Regions from separate parts of the Homo sapiens genome. Here region 1 is linked to region 2. A link is an interaction called in ENCODE POLR2A ChIA-PET data of the cell type or tissue named here. Cell type or tissue: Panc1. All regions are shown on one strand. Links, peaks and the distances in the headings refer to the core of each region. The heading gives the core; the rest is flanking DNA. Region 1 holds the start of PCGEM1 (PCGEM1 prostate-specific transcript). Region 2 has its middle 670 kb from the start of PCGEM1.

What was found. ChIA-PET counts read pairs that join two places held together with the same protein. Peaks named below come from ENCODE experiments on the same cell type or tissue, not always from the same donor. Only the 100,000 strongest peaks of a DNase experiment are listed, where the experiment ranks them.
Region 1: POLR2A ChIA-PET joins it to region 2 with 12 read pairs; 2 of 35 experiments call an interaction of 5 or more read pairs at or near these places.

The regions. Positions count from the first base shown.
Region 1 is chr2:192,747,135-192,752,533 of GRCh38, reverse strand. It overlaps PCGEM1 (PCGEM1 prostate-specific transcript), which reads right to left and starts at 2,689. Exons shown (of 4, transcript NR_152587.1): 1 at 2,506-2,689; 2 at 1,662-1,745. In Panc1, for the core only: a CTCF peak has its summit at 2,793 (motif pointing left); a DNase peak (open chromatin) is centred at 2,755.
Region 2 is chr2:193,421,650-193,427,048 of GRCh38, reverse strand. No RefSeq gene overlaps it. Among named protein-coding and RNA genes, the nearest start is that of PCGEM1, 670 kb to the right of the region's middle. In Panc1, for the core only: no CTCF peak of the experiment used is centred there; no DNase peak of the experiment used is centred there.

The DNA of each region.
Region 1 (5,399 bases), core at 166-5,165, 670 kb after region 2:
TTTACAAAAGTAGTCTATATAATTTTAAATAACAAAATAGAAGACAAGTTTTGACTTCCAAAATATTTGTCAGAAATTATGATTGGAAGCAAAAGCATAGCACCTGCAAAAATATATGAGCTGAAATATTTATATATTTCGTATTGAAGAAAATAGAGTTGATAATATCATTTATTTAGCAGAAATTTCTCCAAGCTTACAAGCTACTTCATTCTCTAGAGAAAAATTATTTTCTCAACTAAAAACTTTAGGATCCACAGAGACTGAGATGAGGGTTTCAGTATTTTCAAATTTATTAACCAAAAATTTTCATTTAAGATAATTTTTAGGCAAATTAAAAATAAATAGACAACATTAAAATATTTTGAACAAATACCACTGGCATTATATTAGAGTTGGATACTATAAAATTAATTAAATAATCAAAAATATATTAAATAAGTTACTACTTATACTATTTTAAATCTTCCAGTGATAAATATAAGGAAGTTTTTTGGTGTTTCATGTACATATGCTGCTTTTAGTTTTAGAAAATTGTATTTCAGAGAATTACTTTTAAATAGTACTATTTCATAGATCTAACACTATCATAACATCAATTGCTTTTTGTCAATAGTGCCTATGTCAAAATTATATAATTTAATTATTTTAGCTTTCCCTGTCATTCTCGAAAGTATTTTTTGGGGGGCATCAAATAGTATGGTCATCATAATGCTAGTACAGAAAACAAACAAACACATAAATTACACAAATAAATGTTTGATATAAATATCAAGTGGTGAGGAAAAGGAAAAGAAACTTTTGATCGAGACTATTCTAGATCAGGTGGTCACTGAAGCTATTTTGGACAAGGAAACCTTTTAGCACGTATATAGAAATGATGATGCAATTGTGAATATCTATTGGAAGAGCAATCTAGGCAAAGGCAAAATATGAAAAAAAGAAATACCTCGGCCAAAACCCAGTCTAACTTGTAGTAGTGAAAAGGCTAATGAGATTGAAGGAGAGCCAGAAAGGCCTAGTGGCTGGAAATTACATGAAATTTTAGGGAGAGCCTGGACCAGATCATAGCAAGTCTTTGTAGGTTTTCAATATTTTTTTTCTTTCTTTCTATGTGTGACAGAGAATAGTGGAAGTTTTGTGGGGTGGAGTGACATCATCTGGTTTATGTTTAAAAACTTTCTTCCAGTTGCTATGTTAAGAATAGATTGTAAGGATTGGAGCTAAAGAGGAAGGAATAATTATACAAAGAGCAGTAGGAAAAATACTAATAATTAAGAGAGAAAAGGAACTTAGCCAATTTGAACATCCTCTACATATGAAGAACTGTGCTGGACATTTACAAAAATTATCTACTATTGCTAATGGATATGTGTATATATTAGTTGATTTGCTTCAATAGTATACTGTAATTGAAAGTTTCAATTGCTTATAAGTTATTCAAGCATATATGAAGATAACATACAGATATATAGTTAAAAATAGTGCAATCTGAAACTTTCACAATTACTCTTAGGAGATTAGTGTTCAGTACTGAAATTAATGAAATGATATTATCTCAATATGCATATGCAAATATGAATAAGTAGTTAAGCTCAACAATAGCATAAGCAAAAGATTATGATAATAAGTTCCATTATCTGAATTAATGAATGGCTCACCTCACTTGATAAGGTCACGTTGAGTCCCAGTGCATCTCGTAGTACAATTTTATCATTCAGCTCTATGAATCTGCTTAACTATTTCTGTATATTTTAACAAGAAATAAAAATCACAAAGAGATAAAGGTAAGTTGCCTGTGGGAGCCTGAAAAAAAAAAATCAACCAGAATAACAAATTCTTCTTGGTTTAGAATATTCCCAAGTTGTATGCTTTTTATTTTTTTTTCAATGATTCACCATGCAGGTATTTAAATAATAAAGGAGGCATTTAAATGTTTCTTTGATTTAAATCCCTATTTTAATCTCTAGTTAAGGTTCCTCAAATTTCTTGTCTCATACATCTAGTGATTAACAAAATTATATACATGGTGACATACACATAAGATCTATGAGGACCTCACTTACTGAATATTCAAATGTGATTATTGTATTACTCTCTACCTCTGTGAGTTCCCTAAAAGGGAAACTGTGTGCCCTGAAAATAAATTTATGTGTGATTTTGTCAAATTATCCTTGGAGATAGAACCTGGAAGCAAAACATATTACAATGCCAAATGTGTTTCTCAAAAGGCCAAATAAATTAAATCTTCTTCAGGGAAAACATATAAAGGCTGGATCACAACATCCATGCTCTGCATTCAGACTTAAAGCACCAAAGTTATACAAAACTGAGTAGCCCTATCAAATCATTTCATTATTCCCTGCTAATTACACTAAAACCTCTATACTTTTCAAAGCATTTTTATTTTGTCTTCTAAATGTTAGTAGTTTAAAAATAACCATGATTTAAGCCATTATTACTATATTCTTAGCTATTATATACATAACAAAATCTCTTACTCACCCCAATTAGAGGAAGTTGCAGACACAGGTTACGGCATAGGGCAAAAAGGTTGCTGCCTAATTGAAAAAAGATGCTGTCCAGGGACCTATAAATAGCTCTTTAAAAACCTCCACCTTTGCTATCATTTTCATTCAATTTATGACTTTTAAAACTGCAGTTCCAAAACTGGGTGCCAGAGTGCCTTGGGGCACTACCATGAATTAACAGGAGCACTGAGGGATATTTTAAAGTTTCTAGGAAAACAGAGTGACATCTATTGGGCACCAGGCAAGTTACAACTGTTAACATGGGAGCTTACTACTTAATACATGAAGCTGATAGCTTTGTGCTTTGTTTTTATTTAACTTAGGTGCTTTGTGAGAAAAAACAAGAACAAAAGCAAAAAAACCTGAGACACTAAAGGTGTCATGAACTCAGAGATTTTCAGAACCACTGTTTTATACATAATTTCAGTACAACGTGCAGTGAAGCCTCAAGCTTCATAGTGAAGCATGCTAAGATCAATTTTTAAAGAAAGCATATATAATTTTAAAAATTATTTGTTTCATAAATAACTGCAATTTATTACTAAAAAATGATAAAATGACTTAATGAACATATGCCAAAAAAATAAGAAATTATAGAGATGTATCTTTATGACATCTATGTAAAGGAAAATTTTATAAAGAGATTATTAAAGATGCTGATTATAAAATTTAAAAATGTTAACTTCAACACAATACAATTTAAAACTTTTATCCATCACAAGACATAAAGTAGAAAGTACACAACAAACTGATAAAGGTATTTTCAGTAATATAATAATTAGTATCTAAACCATATAAAATTCTTATAAATTAATGAGAAAAGCAATCCAATAGGAAAAAATGGGGAGCAAAAATAATAAGCAAGCATTTCAGCAAAAGTAAATTATAAATGGTTAAAAAAGAAACAATTCTTAAACATAGAAAATGCAAATTAAAAGCACACTGAGATTTTATTTTATGCCATTTGATGGGCAAAAATTATTGTTCGATCATACCAAACTTTGGCAGAACAAGCAACTATGTGGGCACCAATATACTCATACCGGTAGTATAAATAGGTATAATTACTTTGAAAAATGATTTGGCATTATCTTGTAAATTCGAGCATGTGACAATCTTATAACCCAGCAATTTTTTCTTATTTTTTTACCTTAGAATAACTCATACACATGCCTCAAAAAAGTATACAAAATGAAATTTAAAACAGCATTATTTTTGTAACAGCAAAAACAGAAATAGCAGAGTATCTATAGACAAAGGAGTCAATAAACAAACTGAAATTTATATAGTCGAATGTCAAAGAGATTAAAAATAAACAAATTATACATGCCCAACACATTACTGAATTTTAGAACCATAATGTTAAGTAAAAAAAGCAAAGCACAAATAATATAACTACAATATATTATTTAAAAAGCTTAAAACAAGGAAAGCTATATAATCTTATGCAGACATATGATAAAACAAAAATTTTAAAAGCAAAAGAAAAAAACACACAAGTCGGGAAAGATGTTGCAATGGGGGAGATTCAAGTGTTAATGTTTTAGTTTTTAAATTAGATGATGACTTTATGGGTGGTATTGTATTATTATTGTTATGCTTTATATTTATATATTCATTAGAATAATTTTTTGCATTTTAAAATATTTATAATACATGGAAACATATGCATGTTTTCATTCAATCTTCACTAACATACTGAGAACTAATTAAATTCCATACTACTAAAAAAAACACAAATGCTTAGAATCGCTTACCCATGTCACTCATCCAATTAGAATCAAATTGGAATTAGTACCTTTCCAGTGCTCATATCACTTTGCAATGAACATCTTTTTTTCAGAAATTGCAGAACGCAAGAGGGATCTGATAGCATGAGGTTTTCCCTAGACTACTTTGTGGAATTGGTTTAATGCCATAATGGACTCATACAAACATCCTTTTAATTAATTTTAAACATGACTCAGAAATATAAGTCTTTTATTTATTTATTTATTTTTAGTGTGGCAAGTGGGAGGGGGAATGATGTTGAGTTGGTTCCATTTAGCTCCACATGTAGACAGGTTCATGAGCCATTCCTTTCTGCCATCACTGGTGGACTAAGCACATAGGCTCTCTCTTTATCTCAGATACTTGCCAACAACCTGAAACTTTAAAAGTGTTAGTGGCAGTTTAGCAGAAATGAGGGGTGTCCTCACAGGATAATTTTATTATGAATACAGCAAAGTCTCAAGACGTGCCTAAGTATCATCCCTTTTGAATGGTCAATGGAAGTTATGCTCAATGTTCATGAAAGAAGAGATGCTAAAAGAAAAGCCAATTAACTCCGCTAATACTTTGGTAAAGGCACTGTGTGATGCTTATAAAAAGAAGACTAAATGGTGTGTGTTCTCTAGCTTGAAACTCATGCAATTCACAGACTAAGAGATGGGTGGTGCTTGCTAAAATTTTAGTTGGGCAGTCTCTCTGAATGTTAACTCATGTAAGGCAAGGTCCCACTGGGGTTAGCTCTCTCTTTTCACACCCTATCAGCTTCATTACTTTATTTTTCATCCTTCTTCCAAGCCCTAGGAATTCTTTCTATCATGGGTGAAGCTTTGCTTTTATGCATAATGTAGTTTCCCTTTGCCCTCAAATTTCTTCTGTGTCATTTCTTTACTGGATAATAAGCACAGAATGTTCTCAGTTGAATCATTGCAGGACAGCCAACTGATACAACAAAATACTAGACATCATTGTTTGGATTATTCCTTCACATTATGATCTAAAATTTACTCAGGTGTTTTATTTACACTTGTAACCTGCTAAATAACTGTTGTTAGCAGAACGACTGGTAAGGCACTTTCGTTGAATAACATGGGTCTTTAA
Region 2 (5,399 bases), core at 80-5,079:
TATTAAAATGTAATAAAAGAATTTCCTGCATTTTCATTCTAACTGGAGGGCTTACTCTGTGTACATGACCAAGAAGACAGAGATAGAAATAATTCTGAATAATTAAGAAAAATATGCATAAATTACTAAGATGCTAATATGAAAATATACTCATATGGTATCCATAGACACATAAAGTAATAGTATGAGACATTTTGCTTTGCAATTAATTTACACTATGAAAGTAAGCACATTCACATTTGTATTGAAAATCTTTAAAATTTGTTGCATTTAATATAATGAGTAATCACCTTGACAGTTTATATTCTCAGATATTATTGTTTTAAAAAATGTAAATATTTTTGTACAGAAAGCAGTGCATGATGACAATATTTATAGAACACTTACCGACAATCCCAACACTTCTTACCTATTTCTCTGATTACCTGTAGGAACTACCATCATCCTTCACTGTGCAGTTGTTTAAGAAGGATTATAGCACTGCCTATTAACTGTTCTCCTGTTTCCAACCTACTCTCTCTTTTTTTTTTTTTTTTTTTTTTTTTTGAGATGGAATCTTGCTCTGTGGCCCAGGCTGGACTGCAGTGGCGCGATCTCGGCTCACTGCAATCTCCACCTCCCGGGTTCAAGCGATTGGCCTGCCTCAGCCCCCAAGTAGCTGGGATTACAGGAGCATGCCACCACACCTGGCTAATTTTTGTATTGTTAGTAAAGAAGAGGTTTCACCATGTTGGCCAGGCTTGTCTCGAACTCCTGACCTCAGGTGATCTACCCGCCTCGGCCTTCCAAAGTGCTGTGATTACAGGCGTGAGCTACTGCGCCCAGCCTATCCTACTCTCTTAAATCTATTTTCAGCACAGCACAAACAGAAATTCCATTGAAAATGCGCATCAAACTATGTCAACCCTCTGCTAAAAACCCTCCAATGTCTTCTTGTCCTTTTCAGAGTAAAATCACAGTAAAAGATGGTGTAGTAGCCAAAGGGTCTGGCTCCATGTTAACCCTCTGACCCCATCTCGTATATCTTTTTTCCTTAGTCTACTACGGCCACATTGCCCCTTTGGTTTCATTTTCTGCTTTAAGGCATTTGCTCTTGATATTCTCTCTAGAATACTCTTTCCCCAGATAGCCTCATGACTTGTTTTCCCACCTAACTCAAGTCTTTATTTAAATATCAAGTTTTAGAAAAGTCTTTACTGATCTACCTAATTAAAATTGTATGAATATTATCATCATAATCAGTTTCCCACTTTTCACCGTTAATTTTTTCTGTGGCACTTATTACCGTCTGATAAACTAATATGTGTTTATTGTCCGTCTTACCTATCTAGCTTATTGAGGGCAGAGATTAAGTTAACAGCTATATTCACTGTCTCTGGAACAGTACCTAACACATAGTAGGTACTTGATAATGGATGACTGGAAAAATACCATTATTCTCTTCTTTGTTTTTTGAGACAGAGTCCCGCTCTGTCACCCAGGCTGGAGTGCTTTGGTGCGAACTTGGCTCACTGCAACGCAGCCCACACGGCTTAAGTGATCATCATGCCCAGCTATTTTTTATTGTTGTTGTTGTTGTTGTATTTTTAGTAAAGACAGGGGTCTCAACATGTTGCCCAGGCTGGTCTTGAACTCCTGAGCTTGATTCAGCAACTTTGTTTCCCATGTTTCCCTACACTTACACTCAAACTGATGAATTTTCCCTTTGATTGATAAATCCAAACTGGGATACTCAATTCTAATAATCAAGCTTAATAAAGGTTATGCTTCTAAATATTTGCCAGATAAAAGTATTGACTCATGATGTAACACAATGACAATGGACCAGAATTAGGAGATCTTAATACTAATTATACAAGCATTTTATCAACTGTTAGACTCATCATTTTATCTCTGAAATGAAGACCCTGGATTAAATCAAGCATTCTGAGTCCAGAGAATCAGGAATTTTTGCTGGGATGAAGATGTATTTGGAAAATTATAAAACTTCACAATTGTATAATTTCACAATTGAATGTTGTAATTGTGTAATGTATAATATATAATTGTATAATGTTCACCAAGTATGATCAGTGGATCAAATAATATTTAGGCCAGTTATGTGCCTGCAGTTTTCAAACACATGTATATATTACTGTGATTAACAAAAAGTAATTTTTAAAAAATACAAAATTGGTCTCTACTAAAAATACAAAAAATTAGCCGGGCATGGTGGCGGGCGCCTGTAGTCCCAGCTACTTGGAAGGCTGAGGCAGGAGAATGGCCTGAACCCAGGAGGCGAAGCTTGCAGTGAGCCGAGATGGTGCCACTGCACTCCAGTCTGGGCGACAGAGCAAGACACCGTCTCAAAAAAAAATTTACAGAATTGTATCAAAAAAAAATTCAGTGAGATCCTAGAATATGTTGGGCACTATGCTGGGTGCTACAAGCAAGTAATAAAAGCTATGTGTAAATGATAGTAATTTAGTGCTCATCTTTCAATCATAAAATTGATTCCTGAAACATCATAAAGCAAAATAACACTTAGAGAAAGATAAATTTTCTCCTAAATAACACCACTTTGTAAATTAACCATAATCTATAACAGATTATTTTCCAGCTAATCTTACCATTGTCTAACTTTAGATATTTATATATTTCTTCAGTTATTTTTAGAGTTAAAGCTGAATCTCCTTTTTGTACTAAAATTTTATGAGCATAGATTATTTCAGCTATTATGTCCCATGAGTTCAATGTGTTTCTAAGACGATGAGCTTAAGTTTATCTAATCATTGAAATGTAGGTACATCATAGGTTGAATTTTGGATATTTTGTCATTTTCTTTCTTTCTTTCTTTCTTTCTTTCTTTCTTTCTTTCTTTCTTTCTTTCTTTCTTTCTTTCTTTCTTTTTTTTTTTTTTTTTTTGAGACGGAGTCTTGCTCTGTCGCCCAGGCTGGAACGCAGTGGCGCGATCTCGGCTCACTGCAAGCTCTGCCTCCTGGGTTCACGCCATTCTCCTGCCTCAGCCTCCCGAGTGGCTGGGACTACAGGCTACAGGCGCCTGCCACCACCCCGGCTAATTTTTTGTATTTTTAGTAGAGACGGGGTTTCACCGTGTTAGCCAGGATGGTCTCCATCTCCTGACCTCGTGATCCGCCCGCCTGGGCCTCCCAAAGTGCTGGGATTACAGGCGTGAGCCACCGCGCCCGGCCTCGTCATTTTCTTAGTTTATTAACTTCTTAATTATAAATATTTGACTGGTTTTCCAGAATGCAACCAGCACACACTTGACTTTTCAAAGAATGCATATAGAATTATTGTGGCATATAATTCACAAAATTGTATTTGAGTAACATGGATTAAATGAAAACTAGCTATAATTATAAAACATAATGTGTTTATAGCTATATGTTGAAAATATTCTCTCAATATTCATTTGTAGAAACCTACTTTCTAAGGTATTAATGAAGAGCTATGTTTAGGAAATAATACCCATAACGAGGAATTACTTGAAATTGCTGTGTTGATATTTATAATGTTAATTCACTCTCCTTAGTTGTGTAATAGTATTTACACTTTCTTAATAAAGAGTATTTGAAAAGAAATATAGTGTTTATAGAATAAATGTTAAAGGCATTACATACCTACAGAATGAACACTAAATTCTACATAAAATGCAATGCCTCTTGGGTTCTGGTCATTTCCCCCCTGCTCTCATCTCCTTGAACTTTCCAAACACTGAACATTGTAAAGTACTTATTGTTAGAATTACTAACTCCTCTTACACCTCCGTGCCTTCACACCAGACAAACCTGCTGCCCAAGATGCTCTTCGAATTGATTTTTCCCTCTCTGCCTTTTTTCTCCACTATCCCACTGTATAATAGATACAAAATGTACCTAACTTTCCTAGAATGTTTTCTTAAATCAGATAAGCACATATTTTGTTTTATGCCATGCAAATAGGCATAGAGAATGACTTTGAATAAATTCAAATATCAATATAAATGTAAGAATTCATATTATATCAGTCATCTATTTATTAGGCTCTTTTTATGAAGATTAGGCCCATATCTTCAAGAGGCCCTCAGGTTCGTATGGAGTTTCTGAAACCTTAGAGATGGATAGGTTGTGATTACATAATAAGTAGAAAATGTACTTAAGGAGTACAAATTTGTAAGAGTGATGGCAGACAAGCAAAGAAAGGTAGAGAAGGCCAGGTTATGAATTACCTTATATACAATTCGGCATAAATATTTTATTTTCTGGGTAAAGGATAGACACCAATGAAGATTTTTCATGTTGTAGATAGAACCATTCATATTTAACATGGGAAGTAAATTGACATATTTAACATTCTACTACATGTGATGAAATCTCCTGAAAACTAATGGATAATACTTACTATTGTGTTTAGTGAATATTTAGCATATTTTTTAATTCCCAGCATCTATTCCCACTTCTTCAAGTGGAATTCTATTTTTTTTTTATTGAATTGACCTTTTTACCACTCCTCTCATATGGTTCAAGTAGGGCTAACCCCACTCTTTCTCCATGCATAAGTTTATGAGCCAGGCTTGGAAAAAGAGCAATTCATTACACTGTCTTGAGTGACTAGATATTTAATGGCCTAATGGAAATACACTTTAGAATTTTTCCTAGAACCTTTAAGAAAGTGAGTCTTTGTCCAGTGTCTGGATAACCAGGGGCATTCAGCAATTATTTTGACACCTTATGGGAGAGTCTGCTTGAGAAGAAAGTAAAAATAAAGGAAATAAGAGAAATGAGGATGGGGTAGTTGGGCCCATGGCGATGGAATTAAATCTCTGAACAGCTTTGGCCTGTAAGTATATACCACCCAAAGATTCATGATTAATACAGAGTATCTTCACCATGACAATAATGAATTAAAAAATGATTACAAATAAGTCCTATACTAAAACATTTTATCAGATATTTTATCCCTTTAATATTTTTGAAAGTCTTAAATTGTGTTTTAATACAACTTGGTAAGGACTTGTGTAGTCTAAAACATACATCAATCTTAGTTATTTAAAGATTGCAGATATTGCTACGCATTTTAATATGAAATTATATTCTTTGAGTCACCTAACCATCTAATGCTGACATTACAAAGACATAGTTCCAGAAGTTCCGTTGAGAAATTCTTAGACATTGGTGGCTCATCTTCCTTTCAACTTTACTTGTTAATAAGCTTAAGGACTCACGCCTGTAATCCCAGCACTTTGGGAGGCCGAGGCGGGCGGATCACGAGGTCAGGAGATCGAGACCATCCCGGCTAAAACGGTGAAACCCCGTCTCTACTAAAAATACAAAAAATTAGCCGGGCGTAGTGGCGGGCGCCTGTAGTCCCAGCTACTTGGGAGGCTGAGGCAGGAGAATGGCGTGAACCCGGGAGGC